2 separate regions of the Homo sapiens genome follow, and region 2 is linked to region 1. The links are chromatin loops, found by intact Hi-C in ENCODE. Cell type or tissue: PC-3. All regions are shown on one strand.

What was found. Hi-C counts contacts between places; a loop is a spot of excess contacts. Peaks named below come from ENCODE experiments on the same cell type or tissue, not always from the same donor. Only the 100,000 strongest peaks of a DNase experiment are listed, where the experiment ranks them.
Region 2: it touches region 1 in a loop (2.1-fold over the local background); 1 of 110 quality-filtered maps calls a loop at or near these places.

Annotation. Positions count from the first base shown.
Region 1 is chr5:89,555,124-89,557,623 of GRCh38, reverse strand. No RefSeq gene overlaps it. Among named protein-coding and RNA genes, the nearest start is that of LINC02161, 25 kb to the left of the region's middle. In PC-3, no CTCF peak of the experiment used is centred here; a DNase peak (open chromatin) is centred at 1,223; H3K4me3 peaks cover 737 bases; H3K27ac peaks cover 1,492 bases.
Region 2 is chr5:89,728,820-89,731,319 of GRCh38, reverse strand. The region is part of intron 1 of LINC02161 (long intergenic non-protein coding RNA 2161); the gene reads right to left. Among named protein-coding and RNA genes, the nearest start is that of LINC02161, 150 kb to the right of the region's middle. In PC-3, CTCF peaks have their summits at 904 and 1,103 (motif pointing right); a DNase peak (open chromatin) is centred at 1,139.

The DNA.
Region 1 (2,500 bases):
CATCATCTTTTTTACCAGATAAAATTTTCCAGAATGGTCTTCAAGTTACCATTTACAAGCCAATTGTTTTCATTTACCCTCTTCTACACAAAAACTCTGTTATTGCTGTCTTCTAGGAGACACACATACATTTATGTTAAAATGCTCAGGATTTTCTTTAGACAATTTGCACAAACCCTGAGAAAAACCGATAAATCTTATTTTCCTTCGCAAGGAGTTGATTGTAATGAGGTTATTTAACAATCTTATTGTTAAGCAGAAAATTAGAATTGCTACCAACTGAATTGTGTCCGCCCTAAAATCCATGTGTTGAAGCTCTAACTTCCCATGTCGTAGTATTTGGAGGTGGTGGCTTTTGGAAAGTAATTAGGGTTACATGAAGTTCAAGGGGGAAATGCTCATGATGAAATTAGAGCCCTTATAAGAAGAGATACCAGAGAGCTTGCTCTCCCTCCGCCACGTGAAGATACATCCAGAAAGATGGCCATTTGCCAGCCAGGAAGATAGCCTTTGCCAGAACCCAACAATGCTGGTATGCTGATCTTGGTTTTCTAGAGCCTAGACAGTAAGAAAATTATTTTTTGTTGTTTATAACACCTAGCCTGTGGTATGTTGTTAAGAAAGCCCAAGCAGGCTAATACAGTTATATAACTTGGCACAACTGTATCAAAATGGGACTGGATGACATTCATAGATGTGTCTAGGAGCAGGGAACATCTCAGAGAATGCATTGCTGTTATGGCTCTTCTACTGCCAATGGCAGTGGTGTACCTATTAGAAATGGTGCTGGCCATCCCTGAAAGCCTGGACAGAGGAAGTTAGTCAATGGCCTGAGGACAGCAGGCTAAGAAAAATATTTTCCTGTTCCCAGAAGAAGATAATGTAGTCTCTGAAAAAAATCTTTCTGTGCAAGCACCTAAAACTACGATAGCACTTGAATGAGGTGAACATTTCTACACCTAAATATCCACAATGTTATGGAAGACCTGAGTACAAAGAAACCAGTATGAATTCATCTTCTATTTTAAGACATAAGTTGATACATCTAAGTGGATAAAGTAGTCTATTAAAAGGTGATTTGAACGTAAGTTTTGATGATTTTTCTAAATATTATTTATTTAAAAAATTTCTTTTATAAGATGAGGAATGATTGCATAACATCTTAGAATTGTCCCTGTGTTTGTCTTCATCAGTGCTTTGCCTGAGTCAGCCATGGTTCACCATGAAAACACGATGAGTCACACCTGCATCACAGTTGATCATGATCTCTAGCGACTGATGATATTAAAGCAAAGACTGGGTCCTTTGCTGATTATGTTTTCTTCCTGGCAGTTCCAGTGTCTTCTGCAGTGTCATTGAGCCCTCCACCATCCCATCACCTTTGTTTCTTTGTTAATCGTATTCTGCCAACACCTGTTTTATTTAGAAAACACAAATAAATAAACAACAGGAATTTAAAAATATGTAGTTTCAACATTGCTGTCAGTCCAGGAATTGAAAATATTTAGTCAAATGATTATACATCTTCACCAATGTCAGATCTTCAAAAATCCTAATTTTAATAAATTATTTGGATAAAGAGAGAAAACAGACTATTTATGATAAGAAATCACATTTTTTCTGCATGAATATTATCATTGAAAGCAACAGATTTTTTATGTATACATATATGTATATATACACATACATATATATACTATATATGTATATATGTATATGTATATGTATATATATGTATTTAACTAACATATGATTAGATTTTCAGCTAAAACATAATTCTGGATAATGCACTTGGGAGATATAAAGTCCAAATTTGTGTGTTAGTTCTAGACATTTTTCCCCACTAAGAAATTTGTTGGAAACTTTTCCTCTAACACTTTGAGATCATAGAATGTGATACAAGAAACTGAAATAAGAAAGTCAGATTGAAGCTGGGCACGGTGCCTCACATCTATAATCCCAGCACTTTGGAAGGCCGAGGCTGGCGGATCACCTGAGGTCAAGAGTTCGAGATCAGTCTGGCCAACATGGCAAAACCCCGTCTCTACTAAAAATAGAAAAATTAGTAGGGCGTGGTGGTGCACACCTGTAATCCCAGCAACTTGAGGTTGAGGTAGGAGACTCACTTTAACCTGAGAAGCAGCAGTTGCAGTGAGATCATGCCACTGCAGTCCAGCCCAGGTGACAGAGCAAGACTCTGCCTCAAAAATAAATAAATAAATAAATAAATAAGAATTAAAAATACAAAAATAGAAAGTCAGATTGAACTATGCTTATTTTTTTTCTTATTTTTGAGAATTAAGTAAGTCTGTTTACAAGAAAACAGACTAAGTTATTACCAAGACCCATAAACTCAGACTCCAAATGCCAATTGACAGAAAATAATGTGTGATGTTCAAAAAATGCAAATTTATTTATTTGTTTAATTTTGAGATGGAGTCTTGCTCTGTCACCCAGGCTGGAGTGTGACGGCGTGACCCTGGTTCACTGCAGCCTCCAC
Region 2 (2,500 bases), 170 kb before region 1:
ATATGAGAAAAGATTCGCTCATAGCAAAAGTGTAAATAACTTGCTGATAGCTAAAAGATTACATTGATGAGCAATGATTTTTTTGGTAGATGGAAATCCTAAACTTTTTCTGATTCCATTGGAAAATACCAAAGAAGGAATTTCAGTAATGCATTTTGAAAATATTATTTGAGAAAATATGTATGAATTTGTTACACTGTGTGTTCTATGGGCAGAATTTTACCACTTAAATACTTCACACTTTTATGCAGAGGCCAATTCTACATCCAACAGTTTAGATCAGAAATGATTAAGAAAAAAAATTTTTCTGAGAGATTCATGAGTGTAGAAAGGAGCTGCAGATATTTTTGACAAAAGAGTTAAATTTCTTTGAGCTCTGTACAAAGAGAGAAGGAGCAATGACAAAAATGTCTTTATAGGATTTTTCAACACTCTTCGTGCCAGGTGTAGAATACTTTCAGCTGTTCCATCTACTCCTTTGATTCACTTGGAATCTGGCTATATGACATCAAAAAAAGCTTTTAATCTAGACATGTGTCCATTAGTTTTTCTCCTTATGGAACAGGAGAATTTACACTTTATTTGGCAATTACATTGAGGATTTCCAAGAAACATTTTTATGTTTCTGTTATCACATTTTAGTGTTCTTTAGGTAATCAAATATCACCTTGATCCCAGCAATTTATATTATTTTCCAAAAAACAGGCGTCGTGGGGATCCCTCATGTATCCTGCATTCGCCTCTTAGAATAGTTTTCTTCCATTTTTCAGCGTAAATGACTATTGTCTTTGTTCAGTCGTAGAACAACATATATCCCACACTATATACTCAATAAATACTCCTAAAACTAATGAGCTTTGTCTTTTTTTAAGTCAGTGTTGAATTATTTCATTTAGTCAACAATTTGCTTCATTTTGAGTGAAAATCAACAATTATTTTGATCACTCATTATGCATTTAGTCTTTGCATGTGCTCCATTCTGCATATTAATAGAAGATGATCCTCATTGTAATACTTGTTTTAATATTCTCAACTGTCATAACCATTATCATCAGAGGAGTCACAGCAATATTATTTAGAGATGTACACTAGAGGGTGGTGTTTTACCTGGACACTAGACCTCTCAATGCATTGGCTTTGAGGAAGAATGGAAATTTTTTCCAGGAAATGTTCCCCATGTTTAATGTTATATAATTCTCAGCACATATGCCCCATTAACAAAGTTGATAAACCCTAGGGAATGGAAGCAGAGTCTGAGTCACTTGGCGGCCTTGCTATCTGGTTTCTTCAACACATTCCTGTAGGTGTTTGGTTTTTCTGAGCTCCACATGCAGAGTGTCACTTGAAAACCAAAACTGATCACTAGGTGAGAATATATTTGACTCCTTCTAACTACAAGCAATTAGAAATCAAGTGAGGCAAATAGTGAACCTGAGCAAAGCTCTTAAATTAACCACTTCAATTTTAACAACCTCTGAGCCAAACATGAGTACTTCCATGCCTGACCTGAAAAGAAGAACAGAAATGATCAATGGTGGTGAGAAAAGTTATCTCAGGAAGAGCTCTTTTTTTTCTGTGTGTTTCTTCTGCTTTTTACGTAGTGCTAAAAAATAAAAATAGAAATAAAAGCTTCTAATCTAGTGCAGCCTGACATTCATAATATCTTGCAAGGGATGATCAAAATGTTGCTACACTTGTTCCCCCCTCAATAAACATTTTTATGTTAATAACAGGTTATGGCTTGGATTTAACTCATTTTGCTTCTAGCTGGTGCTCTCATTTGTGTGTTTTTCTCAATTGACTCTTACGATTTTGGTTTAATTGTTGCTCAAATCATGAGTTCTATTGTGGTTTCTTATGACAAATGTTCCAAATTTTAATTGACTTTTACCTGGACATGTGAATAACATCATGAAAGGGGGAAAATCCTCAAATTTATTGCTCTCAAATTTCCCTCCAGGAGAAAATTATTCTCCCTGCTCTGGCCAGTGGAAATTTGCTTATAATGCAAGCAAGTCTTGATCTGATGTTGCCGGTTTTCAGACCTATATTCTTTATTATTCTTCACCATCATCTGATTTGGAAAGACTGCTGGAATCAAGATCTGCTGGAATAAATTTTTAAAAACACTATTTCATATGATCAAATTAAAGTTGAATTGACTGGTTCCTATTAAAGTTAAGCCCCGTCTAATACAGTCAAACTCTCTATTGAAGCTAGGTACACGCTTTCCTTCAAATGTTCCTTAGCATTTGGCTCTGCTGTTTCTATGTTCCCCTTTCTTCAGTGATACGATAACATTGCAATAATACTTAAACGCTGACACAACAGAAAACCTTGCCAGTTTGGCTCCCAACCTTGGCAAGCTTTTTGTTATAGTTGCAACCCAGCTTACTCCTTGAATTGCACAAAACTTTCTTAGCTCCTCCACAGCATGTCGTGTACAGGGGACTAAAGAGGAAAAGTAAGAGAGATGCTAATTTTAGACAGAGAATAGTAA